2 separate regions of the Homo sapiens genome follow, and region 2 is linked to region 1. Evidence: chromatin loops called from intact Hi-C (ENCODE). Cell type or tissue: natural killer cell. All regions are shown on one strand. Each heading gives the region's core, and the rest is flanking DNA. Links, peaks and the distances in the headings are about the cores only. Region 1 has its middle 55 kb from the start of TNFAIP3. Region 2 has its middle 24 kb from the start of LINC02539.

The links. Hi-C counts contacts between places; a loop is a spot of excess contacts. Peaks named below come from ENCODE experiments on the same cell type or tissue, not always from the same donor. Only the 100,000 strongest peaks of a DNase experiment are listed, where the experiment ranks them.
Region 2: a loop joins it to region 1, with 2.9 times the contacts of the local background. A loop is called at or near these places in 5 of 110 quality-filtered maps.

Annotation. Positions count from the first base shown.
Region 1 is chr6:137,806,705-137,818,254 of GRCh38, reverse strand. No RefSeq gene overlaps it. Among named protein-coding and RNA genes, the nearest start is that of TNFAIP3, 55 kb to the left of the region's middle. RefSeq lists enhancers at 1,991-2,080, 2,411-2,460, 6,404-6,523, 6,554-6,813. In natural killer cell, for the core only: no CTCF peak of the experiment used is centred there; DNase peaks (open chromatin) are centred at 6,664 and 7,303; H3K27ac peaks cover 1,182 bases.
Region 2 is chr6:137,756,936-137,768,485 of GRCh38, reverse strand. No RefSeq gene overlaps it. Among named protein-coding and RNA genes, the nearest start is that of LINC02539, 24 kb to the right of the region's middle. RefSeq lists an enhancer at 302-431. In natural killer cell, for the core only: no CTCF peak of the experiment used is centred there; a DNase peak (open chromatin) is centred at 5,835.

The sequences.
Region 1 (11,550 bases), core at 2,422-10,421:
CAAGAACAGGTTAATCGGTTAAAAGTTTACCATTACAGGCCAGGCGCAGTGGCTCACGCCTGTAATCCCAGCACTTTGGGAGGCTGAGGCAGGTGGATCACCTGAGGTCTGGAGTTCGAGACCAGCTGACCAACATGGTGAAATCCCATCTGTACTAAAAATAAAAATATTAGCTGAGCATGGTGGTGGGTGCCTGTAATCCCAGATACTTGGGAGGCTGAGGTAGGAGAATCACTTGAACCTGGGAGGCAGAGGTTGCAGTGAGCCAATATCGCACAATTACACACCAGCCTGGGCAAAAAGAGCAAAACTCCTTCTCAAAAAAAAAAAAAAAAAAAAAAAAAGAAAGGAAAAGTTTACCATTACAAGCAAGCAAACAGAATTTGGAAAATCCCCTCCCAATTCTACCTAGTTTATGTCACTAGAGATGAGGTTAGACTCAGTTTAGGAGGCTAGACTGAGTTAATATTCTTTGTGGGACAAATTTGAGATTTCCTAAGCGTGGGAGGAATCTCCTAAGAGAATTCAGGAGAGAGCAACCAAACAAGATGCTGACCTTAAGAATCAAGAGATTGTTGCCTCTTCACTTTTCCTGTGGATATAACTTACCAGAGTTTACTTGGTGGGTACACCAGACACTGCTTCTTCTTCATCTCCAGGGATTTATTGTCCCAGTTAGGCAGCCACGTAGAGAGGCTGTGAGTTGCAGCCCGTGGCCAGGAACACAGGCGTTTCCCCAGGCGGCTCCTGCCAAAGTGGAGATTGTCCCCTAGAGAGGCCCACTCTGATAACTGGTTCCTCTCCATGCCCTTCCCCATCCCTGTATTACTAACCCAGTGCTCACCCCCTGGTGGAATACTGTTTAATTTGGCCATCCGTCATTCTATAATGCAGGGAATGGGTTGCTACCGGTAGGTCCTGGGAAGTGGTGCAGTTTCCTGGGTTATGCATGAAGTTGGCCTATCTGCCAGAGAGGGTAATTCCATCCCCAAGATCTTAGGCTCCTTTCTTCTTCTCAGCATAAAGGAAGCACTCTCATTTTCTAATACCTCAGCCTAAGAAAGTAATAGAGGTGATCATTATTTTCATGACCACAGCTGGCTCCTCAGAACAGTATTGTTCCTTTGGAGCAGCATTAATTAATCAGCCATGACACTCTCTGAGGATGAAATATGACCACCTTTCCATGCATGCTCTAGGCCCTGCCTGCTTTGCCAACTCCATTTCTCTCCCATTTCCCTCCCCGTTTTCCTTTCCATTTCAGTCACACTGGTCTTTAAGTTGCTAAAATAATCCAAAGTCTTTTCTTCCTTAGGGTCTGAAACTGCTCGGATTCAAATTCTGCCTTCACCACTTAGTAGCTGTGTGACAAGGGCAAGTTACTTAACCCTTCTGTGCTTCATCTTATACCTCTGTTAAGCAGGGTTAACAGTAGTTCCTACATAGGGTTGTGTTAGGATTAAAGAATATAACATGTGTAAAGTTCTTAGAATGTTACTGGGTCATAGTAATGTCTCAAAATATTAACTCCTCCTCCTCTTTGTACCACCCCCATCCTCCCCAATAAATTTCTTCTAAAAACCCCTCCCCTCCCTTTTTCCAAGTCTGGATTTCTAATATGTCCTATTAATAGTTATTATTATAAACTGTCATGAGCTTGGAGACCTTTTCTGACCCTCTGATCGAAAGTAGCTCCTTTGTTATTTTCTCTCACACCTCTCTGCCTGTTTCCTTCATAGCACTTATCTCAATTTGTGGTTGTGTATTTATTTGCTTTTATTTCTTGGTCATCATCTTTCTCCATGACTAGGCTGAAAATTTCATGGTCAGAGTCCTTGGCGGTTTCACTCATCCCTGTGCACGTTGTAGGCATCTACACAGAGCAGGCAATCAGTACATATTTAAGAATGAAAGCCTACCTCCTCTGAGCAGTCAGCAGCCTACAAAGGGAAACTGAAATTCTGAATTCGAACTCTGTAATATACTGGAGCAGAAGCCACATTGCTGGGCATCAGTGCTGGGTGTCCTCATTGTGGTTGGCATGAGGGGGTAGGGGAAGGAAGCGCTCCTCCTACTTAAAAGAGAATGCCGTGTCACTTGGACATCTGCAGCTTTCCTGAGCCTCAGCTGTGGAAGTACATGGAAGGGGCAAACAGGAGACACTGCTGGCCAGCCAGTGGCCAGGAGAAGCCATGGGCCAGCTTAGAGGAGGGATGTTATGCAGCAGTACCTGGGAGACACCTTGTAGGGACCTCAAGAAATATTTGAAAGATACCTTACAGGGTATTAAAGGTCCACCATCCCCAGGCTATGGAAAAAACCAGGGAAATTTGAGTTGGGGTGGTTCCTGTTATCTGTACAGTCTGGTAAGGCCAGGGGAAACTTGAATGACAGTATTCATACTATCATGGCCAGGACTCAACCCCGTGCACAGAGTTGACAGAGAGAAATATTCCAGTGAAGGCCCATACCAGTCACTGGGGAAGAAAGAACAGTTATCAATACTCCCATATCACTACCTGTGCAGCCTCCACCAGAGGCTTTGACCTTAACAGGCTGCAGGGAGTATTGGTGGGGAAAATGAATCATTTTCTTTCTTTTTTTTTTTTTTTGAGACGGAGTCTCGCTTTGTCGCCCAGGCTGGAGTGCAGTGGCGCGATCTCGGCTCACTGCAAGCTCCGCCTCCCGGGTTCACGCCATTCTCCTGCCTCAGCCTCCCGAGTAGCTGGGACTACAGGCGCTCGCCCCCATGCCCGGCTAATTTTTTGTATTTTTAGTAGAGACAGGTTTCACTGTGTTAGCCAGGATGGCCTCGATCTCCTGACCTCGTGATCTGCCCGCCTCGGCCTCCCAAAGTGCTGGGATTATGGGCGTGAGCCACCGCCCCCGGCCCGCTCTAATTAGTTTTGAGATTTCCAGCCTCCTCTAGGTGATGGCTGCTTGAGGCTGATTTTTATACTGGGTTTTAGAAATGATTCTCTACCAGTAACCAAAACAGCATGGTACTGGTACCAAAACAGAGATATAGATCAATGGAACAGAACAGAGCCCTCAGAAATAATGCCGCATATCTACAACCATCTGATCTTTGACAAACCTGACAAAAACAAGAAATGGGGAAATGATTCCCTATTTAATAAATGGTGCTGAGAAAACTGGCTAGCCATATGTAGAAAGCTGAAACTGGATCCCTTCCTTACACCTTATACAAAAATTAATTCAAGATGGATTAAAGACTTAAATGTTAGACCTAAAACCATAAAAACCCTAGAAGAAAACCTAGGCATCACCATTCAGGACATAGGCATGGGCAAGGACTTCATGTCTAAAACACCAAAAGCAATGGCAACAAAAGCCAAAATTGACAAATGGGATCTAATTAAACTAAAGAGCTTCTGCAAGCAAAAGAAACTACCATCAGAGTGAACAGGCAACTTACAGAATGGGAGAAAATTTTTGCAATCTACTCATCTGACAAAGGGCTAATATCCAGAATCTACAATGAACTCCAATAAATTTACAAGAAAAAAACAAACAACCCCATCAAAAAGTGGGTGAAGGATATGAACAGACACTTCTCAAAAGAAGACATTTATGCAGCCAAAAGGCACATGAAAAAATGCTCATCATCAGTGGCCATCAGAGAAATGCAAATCAAAACCACAATGAGATACCATCTCACACCAGTTAGAATGGTGATCATTAAAAAGGCAGGAAACAACAGGTGCTGGAGAGGATGTGGAGAAATAGGAATAATTTTACACTGTTGGTGGGACTGTAAACTAGTTCAATCATTGTGGAAGTCAGTGTGGCGATTCCTCAGGGATCTAGAACTAGAAATACCATTTGACCCAGCCATCCCATTACTGGGTATATACCCAAAGGATTATAAATCATGCTGCTATAAAGACACATGCACACATATGTTTATTGCGGCACTATTCACAATAGCAAAGACTTGGAACCAACCCAAATGTCCAACAATGATAGACTGGATTAAGAAAATGTGGCACATGTACACCATGGAATACTATGCAGCCATAAAAAAGGATGAGTTCGTGTCCTTTGTAGGGACTTGGATGAAGCTGGAAACCATCATTCTTAGCAAACTATCGCAAGGACAAAAAACCAAACACTGCATGTTCTCACTCATAGGTGGGAATTGAACAATGAGAACACATGGACACAAGAAGGGGAACATCACACACCAGGGCCTGTTGTGGGGTTGGGGGAGGGGGGAAGGATAGCATTTGGACATATACCTAATGTTAAATGATGAGTTAATGGGTGCAGCACACCAACATGGCACATGTATACATATGCAACTAACCTGCACGTGGTGCACATGTACCCTAAATCTTAAAGTATATAAAAAAAGAAATGATTCTCTACCTAGAAGCGAGCCAGAGAGAAGAAGTATTAAAAGCAAATGAGCAAATGCAGCTGAAAATGAACATGTACTTCATGGGAATTGGATGGAATTAAGCCAACGTGGATGAAATACACTTCATATCGTGAAAGGATAGATCTAAAAGTGGTGTGTTTGCCATGAGCAGTCCACATAGATATTTCATCTCAAACAGTGTCTTGATATTTAGAGATGAGCATTCTCAGTACTTAATGGAGGGCACTATACCAGGGTTGGCACTAACCCAGCCCATAACTTTTGAGCCATAGTCCCTGTAACTGTGTCATCAGCTGGTTTCATAAGAGAACATGCCTAAACCTGCTCAATCCTTGGCTGGGGATGCTTTCAGGAAAATCCAGGGTGCTGTTGAAGTTTTGTAGGTGACTCAGGTAGTGGAATTCTGCTTTTGAGTCAAGACAGAATTTTAGCTTTGCCTGGTTGGGGGTTTAGTCACTGGAACTAGCCCTCTAAGGTCATATTGAAGAAGGCAGAAAAATTGTCTACAGAATATGTTACCTTAAAAGGTGATTTCTTCTTAATTGAAAGATTCACAAGATTTTTCCTTATGATTCCACATTGATTTTAGTTGAAGATGTTATTACTCACCTCCTTTCTAGGAATAATAGGTTCAGCCTTAGAGAATGACCATCATATTTCCATAGTAATCCAGAAACAACTACGATGTCCAAACCCTATGACAGGGTCTTCCTAAATGAAAGCCAATGGAGAATCTTGGAGCAATTCATTCTAAATAATTGGTGAAGCTTTTCCTTAATAAAAATGCAGAGCTTTCCAATTTAATTCAATAGTACTAGATTCCCACTCTACATTACTGAGATTTTTAAACTGTTATAAAATGAACATTTGAAGAGCACCCATATATCACTAGGCCTTATGAGAAGAAAAAAAAAACCTGAAATCTTCTATTTAAAGAAGACATGTAAACATACCTACAAGTGCAGATCCAATTTCTCCAAAACAGGATGCCAAGAATAACTTCATTGAATGTTGTAAAGATACAACCCTAATCAATGCATATCCTTTTTTATTTGGGGCTTAAAAGTGCTGATCTAAAATGTTAATGGATACATTTATTTCTCCAACACAAATCCATAATATCACCAATCCAGAAAGATTGGCATAAAGAAGTTGGCTATACACATGCTAGTTATTATTCAGCTAATAGATGTCTGTGTCCTGTTTAGAATCCCCAAATGATCTGTAAATTATTACATTGAGTTTAGATTATTATTTCTATGTTTAGCCAACTTTTTATCCAAATACTGATTACTTTATTAGCATATTAAGTGGAAGTGTGTTAAGCCTGCTTGGGCCAAATAGTGAAACCCTGTCCCAAAAAAGAAAAAATAAATAATAACTAAAAACAGGCTAGGCATGGCGGCTCATGCCTATTATCCCAGCACTTTGGGAGGCTGAGGTGGGAGGATTGCTTGAGTCCAGAATTTCAAGGCTGCAGTGAGCTATGATCATGCCACTGCATGCCAGCCTGGGCAACAGAGCAAGACCCTGTCTCTAAAAAGAAATAATAATAATAAAAACAAACAAACCTAAAAACATCAGATGAGACAGGCTAGTGTTACTGTTCCTTTATCTTCTTTTAATGAGAATGAATTTAAGCCCCCACGTAGCAAAATAATATACAAGATATTTGCAGAAGGCAAAAGTGCCCTCCAGACTCCTCTAACTTTCTAGACGTTGTTTATTCTTGAGCCTCCAACTTCCCCATTATTTTGCTCCAATGACTTCCCCAATCCACAAAGTTTCCTTATTTGTATTTTAAACCCATCCTCTCTACCCTCATAGCTCCTTTCCTGTAATTTTGAAATTCCTTTTCAACTCTACTTGCATCATTTGGATTCCAGAGTACGCACTTGGTCACAACCGTTTGCCTTACAGAAGACATCCCCGAAATGTGGCTGAAAGGAAGAAGACCCTTGACGAAAGGGGTTGCCCGGATAAATGATTCATTGCCTAAAAGGATAGACTTTTTAAAATGTCATTTTTATTTTGGAATGTAGGAAACTGGTTTCCCTGTCTCTTGAAGCATCATCACAGAGGCATAAACTGAGGAGCAAAGCTTATAACTGAGAGGTTTTAAATGAACAGGGTAGGGGAAACAAACAATATCCCACCAGGAGAGAGGTCTGATAGCTCAAGTCTGTCCTTTCCTCTCCTGGTCGCCTCACACGCAGAGGCAGCCTCACTGAACGTGCTGTGCAGCAACGACGTGACTCACGGTCAGCTAACAGAGCAGGAAGTCACCTGACGACAGATGGGAAAGTCCAGAGTAGACTGAACGTACTTTTTAAGAAAAGGAAATAAAGAAGGCAATTTGTAGGGCTGTGTCACAAGGTTAGAAACCCCAATTATATTTGATAGTTCTGTGCAAGGCACTAGCCTGGGAATGCATTAATCTGTATATCAAGTAATTACTACCATATTTGGAAGCTAAGTAAGTAGGTCTCAGTCATTAAATAAAGAGCAGCATTCTTGATTGGAAGGATGAAATTATGCAATAATCACTGGCTTTGGTTAAATAATAAATTAATTTCTGGGGTCTTGGCAGGGACGGTCACATGCCGAATTGTGAAGCAGAACATTGGCTTTGTCAGTGTGGTTGTCCGCTTTGGGGAGTTCTTCCCTTTTCCCAGAGGTTTAGGGAGAGAAATTGAAGTGTTTTAGTTAATCAATAAAACCAGAAATATATGAGAACTTGTGTGCCAAGTCTGCAAGGGAGTATGGGGCAAATGGACAGGAAAAGATCCTTGAGGAGCTCTATCTAGTTGGGGGCAACAAGATGTAAGCATTTGGAAAGGTAAGTAAGAGTTTAAGAGTTGTTTCAAGGAAGAACATGATGGATTACAAAATAGCAATGTCAAGAGGATGTGTTGTGGGCATTCAGAGAAAGGGGAGTTTAGTGTGGGCAAGGTAGATAAGGGAAGTTTTTGGGCAAACAGTGGATCTAGAGCTATGCTACACTTTTAAAGCAGAAAGAATCTATAGATAAGTAGCAAAGTCCAAATCAGTTATCCTAGGAATGGCAGCAGGCAAGCAGATATTTGAATGGGCTGGTGGTGCAGGTCCACAAGTCTAAAGATCTGGGTTAATCTTTGTTGAGAAAGACTGTTGAACAAAGGTGCCTCTATTTCCTCATCTGCAAAATGGGTGCAAAATACGTCCAACCTGCCATCCAGGTTAAATAATTCTGTGAATCTCAGTGTAAACTATAACTCACGTAATAACCTTAAGCTATTGTTAATGGTAACGTACGTACGATGATTTTAGGAATATAATTTTGCGTATACAGATACTGCTTGACTTTAAGGACTAAAATGGTAATTTAAACAGCCATATATAGGTTATGAGGAAGAGTTCGAGGTAGGGGTGCTAACTGTAAATATCAAATTGCAACATGCAGGTGACCAATGAGCACTTGCATCAGCTTGCTCTGGGGTCTTGCTAGAAGCAGGATGAGGACATTTGTTTTTAAAATATTCTAACTAATAAAGGTATTTTCCTTTCTTTTCTCTTTCTTTCTTCCTTTCTTTCTTTCTTTCTTTCTTTTCTTTTCTTTCTTTCTTTTCTTTCTTTCTTTCTTTTCTTTCTTTCTTTCTTTTCTTTCTTTCTGTCTTTCTTTCTTCTTTCTCTCCTTCCTTCCTTCCTTCCTCCCTCCCTTTCTCTCTCTCTCTCCCTCTTTCTCTCTTTCCTTCTTTCTTTCTTTTTTTTTTTTGGAGTCTCACCTGTCTCCCAGGCTGGAGCACAATGGCGCGATCTCAGCTCACTGCAACCTCTGCCTCCTGGGTTCAAGAGATTCTCCTGCCTCAGCCTCCTGAGTAGCTGGGATTACAGGCACGCGCCACCAAGCCCAGCTAATTTTTTTGCATCTTTAGTAGAGACAGGGTTTCACCATGTTGGCCAGGCTGCAGGTATAATCTTTCTAAGGATCTTTTTGTTTTCTCTGGCTGTGAAGATTGTTTGCTCTCAGTGTCCTATATGAACATTACATGTTTAATCTGAACTTACGGAGCTTGCACATTGCATGGTATACAGTAAGAGCCTAGTATTGAATGGGGAGCCCATAATAAAGAGCACATATATTGAATGGGGACGTTTTCTAGATTTAAGACACAATCTGGTAATCATTGCTTTTAATTTGGGGAGTGGGAAGCATTTTTTTCTCTTAACATATTGATAGGAAACTAATTGATGTATTTGTAGTGGGGTCAAAATTCACACATATGAATCACATGTGCATAAATAAAAAATAAAGAAGTGCATCTTTATTTTCCTTCACTGAGCTCATCTTGCCCGGAGCCCCTGTTTTCATTGACAGCAGTGTCTTGACAATTTCCATTCTTGACAATTTTCTTGACAATTTCCAGTCTTTCTGGGCTAAAATAGTTCTTTGGGGGTAAATATTCAGTCCATTGAAAGTTGAAACCCTCTTCCAGGGCAGTTTCTCCCCTCCCAAGAGTTCCTCTCTTCCTCCTTCTATTCCTAGGTGAGAGAATTGTGGGCTGGCAGAGAGAGGAGGGGCTCTGACCTTGTGTTGCCCTCTGCAGACTCATGGCTTCTCCTGAGGAGCCTGCTCTCTGAGCTCTGCTGTACGCAGAGGAGTGATTAGCCCCATGCACCTCAGGTGCTGAGCTGGAGTTCCTGGCTGATGTCAGGGGCCTGCTTACACTGTACGTGTAGGCCTGGACTCTGCACCCTGTCCCCATCTACTCGGACGGTCCTACTTGCACCTACATCCTCCCTCCTGCCCCCACCCCATCCTCCTGTTGCTGTCTTATTTCTATATTGCAGCACGTGAGACCGTGGGAGTTGCCCCAGGCTGGTTCTCCAGTTCTAGATGACTGGAAGTCTGTGAAAGACTGGCTGTTTTCCTGGCTTACACTGTGCTCACAGATTACCCCCAGACCTCTCTGACTGCCCTATGATGGCCCTTCCCCATCTTCCTCCCTCTCATTCGGCTCCTTTCCACAGCCCAGGAAGGCTGCCGTGGGGCTGTCGTGGGGGAACCCTTCTGTGGCCAGTGCTGTCCATACCTACCCCTTGATCGGCCCCCAGCATTCAGCTCCTCAGACCACACAAGTGTCTTTTTAAATCTTTTTTTTTTTTTTTTCTGAGTAAAGCATGGCCTCTGCAGAACAGTGGTGTATGCTTGCAGGCTTTAGTCTACCTGTAATTTTCTAAGACCCATTTTTACACGAAGAACAGTAATGGCTCTCATTCTCACTGGATTCTGCCCATTAGTTCAATAGGTAATGACATATAAGACAATTAGGGAAAAGGAATCACCAGAAACAAATAAATATTTACTTAATGCCTCAAAAATGTTATTCCTGTTACAAATGTTTAAAGCATTTTGGTAGCTGTGACACATTTGTGAAGTGGGTGATGGTGACATCAATTCTTTGATTGGGAGGGGCTTGATCATTCATTCTACAACTTCCATGTTCCCAGGTTATGAGTCACTCACAAAATATTTATTCAGCAGCTATTTCATTCCAAACATGGGAGAAATAAAACCATGTTTCAATATCCTTGCATGTTACTACATGTTGTTAAACATGCTTCAGGTAAACTACCCTGTATAAAGATTAATGGGACAGGGATACAGGTGGACTTTTAGGAGCCCCAAACAGTGCAATAGCCTGAGAAGAAAGCGAAGTAGAACCTTGTAAGAGCAGTGCACCACAGTTTGAAGCAAGAAGTGAACAGTCTAGAAACAAAAGAAAAAGGGCTTTTCACCTGCAGGGACCAAAGCTGAACCCAAGAGGCTCTGGAGGAGCAACTGGATGGAAAGAGCGAGTCCCAGAGGTCCATCCTGGAAGGAAGGGTCAAACCAGGGCAAGGAGGGAACTCCCATACCTTGATGCAGTGCCAACCTTACCTACATTGAATCAGATGATTTTGTTGCTAACCGGTCCAATTTACAAAAGTATGTTTTTCTGCTGACTTCTTGGACTCTCACTGTTTTGCTTCTCGCCCTGCCCCTTGCTTTTATTTTTTACTTCCTTTGTTTTCTAGAACTGGTGAATATTCAGGGAGATTTGAATGGAGACTTAGAAAGCCTGAGAAAGTTAGAGCTGGGATTCAATGTCTTTGGACACGGTTATCCTTTCCACTTGGATAACCCATCGCAAGCAGTTCTAACAAAAACCATGCACATGTGACATGAAGTCTATACCTTTTCTTGCTTAGATACAGCAATGCTTCACCAGCCCATTGGGAAATACTAACTGACTTTCTACCAGCACTCTGTTAGTAAACAGGACTAATAATTTCATTCTGGTGATGTGAACCAGGTGCTAAACTTCAGTTGTTTCACTCACAATAGACCTAATATGGGGGAAGATATTTGTAAAGTTTGTGGTTTGAAAGTCTTCGTCACTTAATTGCAAGAAATTAATCATAGGCCTGTTAGTTACAATAGTCTGTTCTCGCATTGCTATAAAGAAATATCTGAGACTGGGTAACTTATAAGGAAAAGAGATTTAGTTGGCTCACAGATCTGCAGGTTGTACAGGAAACATAGCAGCCTCTGCTTCTGGGTAGTCCTCAGGAAGCTTCCAATCATGGTGGAAGGCAAAGGGGGAGTGAGACATCTCACATGGCCAGAGCAGAAGGAAGAGAGAGAGGGGCAGTTGTTATACACTTTTAAACAACCAGATCTCATGATAACACATGACCACAAGAATAACACTGAGGGGATGTTGCTAAACCATTTATGAAGAATCCAACCCTGTGATCCAATCACCTCCTACGAGGCCCCACCTCCAACACTGGGGATTACAATTTGACGTGAGATTTGGGCAGGGACACAGATCCAAACCATATGACCTGCCTTGTCCAATCCAGTAGCCACTCACTTTGTATGGCTATTTAAATTTAAATTAATTAAAATTAAATTAAGTGAAAAATTTAGTTCTTCAGTCACTCTAGTCACATTTTAAGTGCTCAATAATCACATGGGGCCAGTGACACTTTATTATGTTGGGCACACAGTATTGGGCAGTAGGGGTATAGAGAATTTACATCATTGTGGAAAATTCTATTGAATGATACTAGTGCAGATATTTGTGCAAAAGTACAGCTAGAGGAGAGGAATGGTTCAG
Region 2 (11,550 bases), core at 1,224-9,223, 49 kb after region 1:
CTCTGTGTTTTAAGACATGCCTGGAGATTCTCCTTATAAAATGTTCTCTTTCCGGGGCTTCCATTTTTTCAGCATCTATAAAATGAATGTATAATGTGTCTTACAGCCAGTAAGTAAAAACCACATCCCTTTATCTTTGTTCTGAGAGGGAGGTCAAATTACAGGTTCTGTGAGAAAGGAACATCTTGGTTCCTCTTCTTGCTGAGACTAAGTCTTAGATTGCTAAATCATTCCCAGAGATGCACGTTGGGGCTAACCAAAGGGTCACCCCAGAAGCTTATGTGCAAAGGCAAATGAATCCATTGTAGTTTAGTGATTTCTGAGTAGAATAGCAGTTCCTTTGCAACAGCAAAGGAAGTCATGAGAAGAAAGGGCCAAGATATACCAAAGAGGGCTGGAGAAATGGCAGGAAGCAAGAAAGACAGCAAGGGGAACATTGATGGAAGAAGAAAGGAATTTTGGTGGTGACTCAGTTCTTTCCAATCTGGGGCCCCAAGAGCATTAAGTGGTTGAGAAGCAAGGTCAGCTGCTCGGGTCCTGATCTTCCCACTCCTAATTCCCATTAGTAAGGACTTCCCTCTCACTGATTTTTCTTCCTTTAGATTTCATGTTTTCAGTGATGTAAAAAGAATAGTTGTTTTGTTTGCAATAGCCAATGAGGTGAGAGGCAAATATGGGGACAACTTTTCCTCTACCCTCTAGGTTCAGTGACTGAGGCCTGCAAATTAAACTGACAAAAGACAGATTAATAGAAGAATATTTCATATATACACAGGAGCTTTACAGAAAATAAGTGAAAAACCTAAAAAAATGGTTAGGCCTAGAGGCTTATATCCCATTTTAACAAAGGATGATAAATCCTAGAAAAATGACTAGACAAAGGAAAAGGAATTTGAGCTTCTGATGGGAAGGTAAATATTTGGGGGAAACTAACGGTAGATAAGAACAATTTTATAAGGCTTGTTATGCAGACTCGAGTTGGTACACCTCCAGTGACAAGAGTTGTCTCTCTGGTCATTAAGAGTCATTCTCCTTTTCCTGGTACAGCAGAGGAGGACACCTTTACAAATGGAAATTTCTGTTTCCTTTGCAAGGGAAAATGTATGGCCTCCTTTAAAAAAAAAAGTCTTCTTCATAAGCAAAGGCACCCTTGCTTCAATTCAAGTCTCGGTATCTTCCCTGGACTATACAGGATGACGCAGGGCACAGGGTGGACTCATGCTATGTCTTCCTAGTTTTGGGTTCTATGTGTAAAAAGGTGGTGAGAAGGATGCTAATCTAGCCAGAAAATGCAAGCCTCGCCAGCTATCTGCTTGAAATGCTCTGTTATCTGCTTGAAATGCTCTGTTATCTGCCCTAGTCCACAGAACCCTGAGATCAAACTGTGCTTGGTCTGCTAGCCCTCCTTAGCCCTAGAATTGGAATGAAGTGTTGCATCCTAAAGACAGTCTAAACACCTAAAAGAAAAAAAAAATCACAGAATCTTTTGGAATTATCAGAGGATTTAGGGAGATCTAACCTAACCACTCCTCTCTCCCTCCACAAAAGGAGACTGAGTTTCAGAGACAAGACTATCATGTAAGGTTGAGCAGATTGTCTACTGCCCAATTCTAGGGGAGATCAGTTGCACTGTTGTCATTAGAGACTTTTTTTCTCCCACTGAATGTGATAAAGTGTCTTGAGCAATGTACATATTTTCCTAGTGTGTATGAGGGCCCTGTACCGACTAGCAAGTGTTTTACTCTGAGGGGATCAGAGGGAGGTATACCGACTCATTCAAGAAATAAAAAGAACAGAAAATTTTTCATCCACTGCCATTCTTCTTAGTAGGTTAAAGTCATTCCAACTACAGCACAGTTATGGAGCATTGTTTATGTAGGTACAGTTATCACTCCTTTAGAAAAAATTTTCTAAAGGATGCACAGTCAGTAAGTGACACATCTAGAATTTGAACCCAGGTGGTCTGGCTCTGGGCTCTGGTACCTACAGTTTTAATCACCTCAATTATCCAAGACTGTACCTTCATTTTAGAACCAACATTATTAGTCTAGAGAAGTTTCTGGTGGAATAAGTTGAGGAAAATTAGACAATTAGCTATGACTTCTGCCTTACTCTACGGTATCCAGCAAAGAGAGTAAAATGAGGAGGTATCTCACAGTTGAGTCCTTTATCCCCATCCTCTTATTGTTAGCTCCAAACTTGGACTTGATTTTCATGTACTGTATCTCATAGGTGTGGCCAGAGCATCAGGGAATATAGGTGGTTTTTCCATTATATTGAGTTTGCTTATAATAATGGACATAATAATAAGTTACATTTGAATAATTGTTTACAATTTTAAAAGTACTTTCACATTTATTTCCTCATTTGAGCTTCACAACAACTTAGGTAAGGAAAATATAATTATCCTATTATTATTACTATTATTATTGTTATTATTTTGAGACAGAGTCTTGCTCTGTCACCCAGGCTGGAGTGCAATGGCACAATATCGGCTCACTGCAACCTCCACCTCCTGGGTTCAAGCAATTCTCCTGTCTCAGCCTCCCAAGTAGCTGGGACTATAGGTGCATGCCACCATGCCCAGCTAATTTTTGCACTTTTAGTAGAGGTGGGGTTTTGCCATGTAGGCCCGGCTGGTCTCGAATTCCTTACCTCAGGTGATCTGCCTGTCTTGGCCTCCCAAAGTGCTGGGATTATAGGCATGGGCCACCGTGCCCAGCCCTATCCTATTATTATTTTACAAATAGAAAACTGAAGTTTAGGGAATTTCCAAAGGGAGAGAGGTATAGATTGTTCTCAACCCAAGTGTCTTGATTCTTAATTTTATGTTCTTTATACTATATTCTGTGCGGATATCTATATAGATGTATGCATGTGTGTTCAACTATATAAATATTTTAAATCTTATTTTCATCGAAAAATATTATTTTAAAATGCACTTTGGACACAGTGTGGATTTCCATGTGAGCTTTGTCATGTTTTCTGGGGGAAAAATGGGTCCAATCTGTGGGGATTTATTGGTGACACAGCTTTGGGAAGACTTGGCCTTCTTGCTACCAGGGCTCTCTGGGAAGTGAATTTTCCCACCCTGTTTCTTTATTTTATGTGCTTATATGATCAGTTCCCAAAACTTTAAGACTCATTTATTTTCTGCCCTTGGTGGGACCTTTGTGAAATTTCCCCATTAAGGAATTTCAAGTTAGTCACTACCCTTTGCTTTGACTTTGGAGATTTCTTATACACCATCTCAGCTGCACAAAAAGAAATTCCCACAGAGGAAGCCCACGGTTGGACGGAAGACAAACACCTGCAATACCAACTCACTTGAGTGACTAAGCCCATCAAGGTGTGTTTAAGTGTAATCTTTGAACAGGAACTTGAAATTCTGTGTAGACTTCCAAATCTCTGTGCTTTTTCTGGACACCCCCTCCAATTTTCTATAGTCATTTTCCTTAAGGAGCTGGAAGACAACATTAAAAAGCATCAGTCTTATTAAGAAAAGCAAATTTTACAGCCTTCCCAGTTAGAATTGTTTGGATCATTAACCAATCTCCTTTCTCATTTCCCTCAATTATGGAATGCTCCTATCTACTTTTTGACTCATATCCATCAACACATCACTGAAAAAACACAAAAATTCCAGGAGCCATGTAATCCTCTAGTAACTTCACTTCTTCTCAAAGGCTTAATGGGATTGGGGCTCATTGATAGTCTAGTGGAAGGCATCCAAAGAAACTCCCAAAGCATTGAGGAAATGCTATGTTAGTGACTCAAAAACCATACTAGTTTAGCTTTATTCAAGTGTTTCAAGTTTGAAATGATTTATACTTGATCTACTCATCATGAAATAACATACTTCTTCTCTGACACATGATGCCTCTTTGTGATCCAAGATAAGTTACTTAAGCTCTCTCCCTCTAATTTCCTAAGTTGCAAAAGGCACAGGGCTAGGTATGAGGAACTGATTACCTGATAAGGAAAGTGACTGAGTTCTTATTTATAACATATCCTGAAGATCAAAACTACATATACATAGCATAATTAGTAATACTTCGTAGTGCTTGCCAGAACCTATAGAATGAATGGCCATGAATGAATCAATGGCCTGGGCATTATATTCAGTAGACTAGATCTCAGAAAGGAAAAAGGAGCAGCATAAAATACAGCCTTGGTCCAACATTTTGACCACAGAGCAAAGTTAAAGAGGACCAGAGGAAACATCTCCTTCAGTGGTGGAAGTAGTTTCCGCAGACAAAAGATAGCCAAAAGTATGGCATGCTGGGGACATGAGAGACATTTTAAAGGTCTCTGAGACTTGATCAATGACCACTTTCTTGGAGAGCCCCACATGGTGTAATTTATGCAAATCCTGTGAAGTGGAGTCATCTATCTGCTCAGACATGCAGAAATCTTTCAGGAGAAGGGTGAGAGATTTTTGGAAGAAAAGAAGTACAGTGGCCAGGAAAGGAATTACCTTAAGAAGGTAATATGTTGATGGGAGGAGCAGATGCCCTGGAGTAAAACTGTTTTCCAGAAGTTTCTTGTCCTAGTGTCCAACTGGATAATGATGAGCAATCCTTGAACTCCATCATGTGCCTCATGGAATAGAGTGTATTGTAAAAATGCAGCTCAGCAAACGTCTCTCTTCAAAAAGTGGCTTTAAAACCTAGGACATATTTAGCCTACTCAGGGAAAAGAAACAAAATAAAGCATTCTATAGCAGCCTTATGACCCATTGCTAAAGGAACCCAAATCCACCAGCACAAGACACAGGAGTCATTATGAGGCAAACAGCAGTTAACCTGTGAGCTCTGAAGTCCTCCAGAGGCTGTGTGTGCGCAGTTGCCATGGGCTGTGGATGACCCAGGGTGTTGTGTGCCTGTTCATTGCTCAACCTCTCATCCTACATCTCATCAGTAATGGAATAAGTAGGTGAGTGCACTCATCTAAGTTTGCCTTTTGCAAGGGTCCAATTTTGTCCTCATCTTTTAGAGTAGAAATGAGAAATATTCTCTATTCTACTGGGGATCACTGGAGCACACACACACACACAGAGCAAGTGAAGGAAGACTTCAAGTAAAGTATGTTATAGATTCATTATGTTTCCAAGAGATTTTGTGTGGAAAAGAATATTTGCTACCACTTGTACTTTGTTTAAAAGTCTAATTTAGTAATCTTATGAATTTATTTAAAAATCGTTTTAAAAACAACCTTCCTTTAAAAATTCACATACTTCTTGTCTAAATAATACATCAAAAACATAATTCCCTAAATGTGCATACATCAATTATAAATGTAAAAACATTTAAATAGAAAATTAAATCACAAATCAAGTATATCAGAGTTTCTTAGGCATTCTCTGTAGGAAGCTGATGTGTGGCCACTGAAAGATACCAGATCCTAATCCCTAGGATCTGTAAATTTTACCTAATGAGGAAAAAGGGTCTTTGCTGATGTGATTAAGGATCTGGACTTGGGGGATTACCCTGGATTATCTGAGTGGACCTTAATTCCAATTACAAGTGTCCTTATAGGAGGAGACAGAGGGAGATTAGATGGACACACAGAAGATGAGGAGGCCACGTGACCACAGGGGCAGAGTTCAGAGGGATGAGGCCACAAGTCAAGGAATGCCATTGTCACTAGAAAGGGATGAATTCTTTCCTAGAGCTTTTGGAGGCAGCACAACCTTGATTTCAGACTCTTTTCTTCTCCAGAACTATGAGAGAATAAATTTCTGTTGTCTTAAGCTACCAAGTTTGTGGTAATTGTTACAGCAGACACAGGAAACTAATAAACTCTCTAATACCTTAAGCAGCAACCAAAACAACATAAAATGTCACTATGGTTACAAAACTGTTTAAATGTCTTCACACCATTTCTGGTTTAAAAAGTGTGATGGGCCAGGCATGGTGGCTCAAGCCTGTAATCCCAGCACTTTGGGAGGCTGAGGCAGGAGGATCACTGGAGCCCAGGACTTCAAGACTAGCCTGAGCAACATAGTGAGACCCCATCTCTACAAAAAAAAATTTTTTTAAATGTGTTGGATTTGACTTTGTCTCTTAATCTTCTTCTTTAGGCTGGAGTGCAGTGGCATGATCATGGCTCAGTGCAGCCTAGACCTCCCAAGCTCAAGAGATGCTCCCACCTCAGCCTCTTGAGTAGCTAGGACCACAGACATGTGCCACCACACCTGGCTAACTTGTTATTTTTTTCTGCAGACAGGGTCTCACCATGTTTCCCAGGCTGGTCTCAAACTCCTGGGTTCAAGCAATCTACCTGCCTGGGTCTCCCAAAGTGCTGGGATTACAGGTGTGAGCCACTGTGCTTGGCCTGTTTCTTAATCATATTTTCTATTTTCCTGGGTTTTAATAAATCTCCTTCCTAAGATTTTAGTAATTGTACCATCCCATGTATAAAATACTTTCCAATCAGGACGTAAGTTTGCACATTCTGCATTTGTTGACCAGTTAACTCAGTTGGGCCCTGAGGTCTGGTTGCCCACGCTAAGGTGATGCAAACATGAGCTGCTGATCATAGGCTAAGGTCCTTCTGTAATCATCTTCTCTGGTTTTCTCATAGGATTTTTAACTGCCTTTCCTATTGACTTTATGTTTTTTCAGATTAGGTGTCTTTAAGTTGGTTTGGTCTATAACTATACCACAGTGACACATTCTGTAGCATAATTGTAGCTGCTGGGACTTCCTTATAATTTGTAGAAAAATCTAGAGGATTCAGTTTCTTGGCTGGGCAATTAGCTCTCTAATTAATTTTCTCAAAATGGCCCTGCTGGGACTGCTTTTGTAGTGGTTATTGTACAGGTCCCTTTGCGCTCAGTTCTTTCTACCTAATCATCCCGCTAGAATGTACTCACCACAATTCTGTTCTCATGTTCCTGATTACACAGATTTTTTAAATGTATGTAAGCTCTCTTCCTATAAGCCACTGAAAATGTAAGCATAGTCTATGCATGTGCCACAAGCAAGAGTGGGGGCATTGAGTCTGTTGCTTGAGGCCTTTCTTCTCACTCTGCAGCTTTAGTGTGTTGGCTCTTTGCATTTATTGCTTCATGGATTAAAAATGTTGCAGCTCCAAGCTTCATGCAGGTAGAAGGGTAGAAATGGGCAGCTGCCTGTATATCTACCCTTCAATCAGGAAGCAAATGCTTTCCCAAAATGCCCTCTCTCAACTAAGCCAACTTCCACATACCTCTCATAGGCCAAAAATACATCACGTGACCTCTTGGCTTCAAAAGAGACTGAAAAATGCTTAGAATTTCTAATCTCCACTAGAGTGGGGGAGGCAAAGGAGAAGGGCTGGGAAAGTGTGACTGGTGAGCCCAGCTCCTGGGACCTCATGACTTTTCTCTGTATGTCTGCTGTATACTTCCCTCTCTCCAGGCTTCTTTCTTCTGCGTCACAGTTATAGGACCAAAAATGTCCACCTTAGCTCTATGGAACCCCTAGTCCAGAAGCCTATTTCCCAGATGGTGATCCATGGCCTTCCTGTTTCAGATTCACCAGGGATATGAGTCGAAATACTGATTCCTGAGCTCTAAACCTGCTACACCAGACACATTTTGAAAAGCAAAGATTTTGAAGACCAAAGATCTTTCAGCTCCAATTCTGAAGATACAGTGGTGGAGCATAAAAACTCACAAGGGTCTTAGGTATGCTAAGCTTTGAGAGTTGATGAACCAGAGCCCCTGTGTCCCAATTCCAAATTCCCTGGAAAGGGCTGCTGATTGGCCTGCTTGGGTCCAGTGTGTAGAACACCCTCAGTCCATTCAACTGAGGATGTTGTTGGAAGGCGGTGGGCTCAGACCTCATGGCCATTGCCTTCTAATCAAGGATTTTTGGAGTAGGCAAATCTGCTAACTTTTCTGCTACAGTGCTTACAATTCCCAAGGCAGGTAATTTCATACTTCACAGCTGCACCCTGAGGATCCCAGCTGTCTGCCTCTCCCAGTAAGTTTCTGCTTATGCAACTCAACCATTGCCCTGATCCAGGGCCTTGCCCTCCTCTCTTCTGGTTGGGCCCAACCCAACCATCCCTGTCCATTCCTGGCTTCACTCATTTCCCTCAACTTTGCAATGCTCTGGGGCTTTTGAGTGGTGCACCACAGTGTAGCACATGGAGCAAGTTCAAAATTTATAGTCACAGTCCGATGTGAAAAAAAGTAACATTTTAAATTTTTCTGTAATTGAAATCAGCTCAGCTCCAGTTGTAGAATCCATTTTTACTGATAGTCTAAAGCTTTTAATTTTTCTGTTTTAAGACAACTCTACTTCTGGGCTGGGCACGGTGGCTCATGCCTATACTCCCAGCACTTTGGGAGGTGAAGGCAGGAGGATGGCTTGAGCTCAGGAGTTTGAGACCAGCCTGGGCAACATGGAGAGACCCCGTCTCTACAAAAAATACAAAAATTAGTTGGGCCTGGTGGCTCATGCCTGTTGTCTCAGCTACTTGGGAGGCTGAGGCAGGAGGATCACTTGAACCCAGGATGCAGAGGTTGCAGTGAGCTGAGATCACACCACTGCACTCCAGCCTGTGTGACAGAGGGAGCCTGCCTGGTTCAAAACAACAACAACAACAACAACAACAACAACAACACAAAACAAAAAAGCAGATAACTCTACTTCTGGTTTAAAATGTTGCCTTTTTTAGTAAGGATTCTGTGAAATTCAGAGTTCTCACTTCCTTCTTCCCAAGAGTGACCTTATGATCCAGGGAGCTTAGAAGTAACCTGGGTTCTCATATAGCCTTCTCCCGTTGATGGCCACTGTGTTGTCATGCTCTGGTCCTTGGGGAATTGTGGCTGGCACCCAAAAGGGGTCTCCATCCTGCCTGATCTTTCACATGGTGGGCTGGTAGCTGCTGCTGCTGACCCTAGTCCCTGCCTTGCTCTGATCAACAGTGAAGTCCACATATCTGTGTCCTCCTGCTCTTCTCCCAGACCCCCTGTGACCCACCCACTCCTACACCTCTTCTATTCCTCTCCTTGAGGACTGAAAACTCTCTGTTGCCTATCTTTAGTATTCTGTGATGTACATGGCTCTGCAAGGCTGTGCGAAGGCCTGGTCTGCCTCACCACCTCTCTCAGTCATTGCTCATTCATTTTCGAAGAGCCGTGTTGTTCAAATGCCATTCAAAATAGATGTTTTTCCATGAAACTCTGTTAGAAACTGAATGCTTGTGTCTCCCAAAACTTGTATGTTGAAACCCTACCTTGTAATGTGATAGTATTAGGAGGTGGGGTCTTTGGGAGGTAAGTAGGATTAGATGAGGTCATGAGAATGGAGCCCTTATTAATGGGATTAATGTTCTTAGAATAATCTTAAGATAGCTTGCTTCTTCTCCCCACCATGCGAGGACACCATGAGAAGGCATCGCCTATGAGCCAGGAAGTGGGCCTTTACTAGACACCAAATCTGCTGGCACCTCGATTGTGGTCTTCCCAGCCTCCAGAACTATGGGAAATACATGTTTGTTGTTGAAGCCATCAGTCATGGTATTTCATTATAGCACCTGAGGTTAAAACACTGGCTGTCTTCTTGGGGTCTGCCATGGAAAGTACTATTAAGTAAGGATTTCTGAGTGTCTTTACCACACTCCACCTAAGGTTTGACCACAGGAGGGAACAGATTTTGTCACTAGCTATCTTATTCTTATTAAGCACTCTATTTTATTCTCTCTAAATTTCCTCTTCTTGCTCACTGGGAAATCCTTTCCATTGTGGGTAAGAAGGCAAATATATCAACTGGCACTCTTCACTGTTCTGTAGAGGTTACTGCTCAGTGTCCAATCCACAAAACTTGAATTATAAATCATATAATACAATCTTATTAATCTCAGCTTTTAGAATTCCATGGAATCAATTTAGTTCACAGAACAAAGGCTGGTTCTCACAAATAAACAACCCTTTGGCTTTCAGATTATAGTTTCTACTCTGCATTTAAGAAATCCAGTCACATTTTTAATGGACTTCTTTGTTTTAGGCTGATCTGCCTTACCCTAAAAGAAGCTCATATAGAAAGTACCACTGGTGCCTGAAAAACCTGGAAAAAGGAAAGATAAAAGCCACCAAGAACAGATAGTGTAATATAAAACACTGTCCTCACCCCATTCACCTGCTCAATTATATTGTCTTGTGAATATTTCACTGTGTTAATTTTGCCTCTAGTAATAGATTAAAAGCTCCATGATGGCAGGGCTCATGCATCCTGCATCTCTCCTCAATCCCCCAAAACTCAGCAAGTGTCCTTTCCACAGTTTATTCAGTGTCACATTTTTTTTGCATTTTTTTTCCTGTGGATGATTTCACTATTTAAAATGGACCCTGAGCATAGTGCTGAAGTACTGCCTAGTGATCCTAAGCTCAAAAAGGCTGTGATGTGCCTAACAGAAAATATCTGTGTTAGAGAAGCTTAGTTCAGGCATGAGTTATAGTATAGTTTGCCATGAGTTCAATATTAATGAGTGAAAAATATATATTAAATAAGGTGACTTTAAATAGAAACACACATGAAACAAGATTTTTTATATATATATATGTTCATTGACAGAAATGTTGTGACCAGAGGCTCGCAAGAACCTAACCCTGTATTTCTCCTGGGAGCAATGGCTCAGTATTTGCTAATGTAGTGTTCATAGAGACTGTATAGAATGTGACTACTGCAGATAATAAGGATCAGCTGTATGTGTTTGCAGAACCATGTGAAAGTAAGTTACAGTCTTTGTAACAACTCACCCCTACATCTTCAGCTATCTCTGTTATCAATGTTAATTTTCAGTGATGTTTATTTTTACTGATGGGCACAATATAATAAACTAGGCAGAGAATTACATTTAGATTTAGACACAACTGTGAATAAACCCATGTTCTACCTCTGAGCAAATAATAATCTAGTTGATCTTTAGTTTTCTTACCTCTAAAACAAAAAAAAACACCTGAATTTGTTTTGGTGGTTAAAATGAGATCATGCATAAGCCTGGCCTACAGGAGATATTTAATGAATAGTAAATATCACCGTAATTGACACTCAACAATAGTCGATTTCTCAAGATAGGTCTAATTGGGTATTAAGAGTAGAAGCAGGTAATCTCTCTAGTCATTTCTCCATGCTCATTTCAATGGAAGCTTCGGTATGTGGCATTTGGACTTCTCACCTGATACCACATCTCTGAGATCTTCAGAACAGGTTAGCCTGAGCACCCTACCAGAGCAGAATAGAGGAATCCAACCAAAATCAGTTTATTATAATTAATGCAGGCCATCTTGGACATCACTAGAATATTAAGAAAAATACTGCTCTGAGGGCACCTTTCTCCCTTTTTTCCACCCCAAAGGAAGGATTTTAACTATACCCATCAGAAGCTATGAATCAGTGACACAGAATTTTATCTAGCATCAATGATTGTGTTTTATAAGAATTTTGTTTTAGCTGGGTGTGGTGGTGCATGCCTATAGTTCCAGCTATCTGGGAGGCTGAGTCAAGAGGATCGCTTGAGCCCAGGAGGTTGAGGTTGCAGTGAGGTACGATGGAG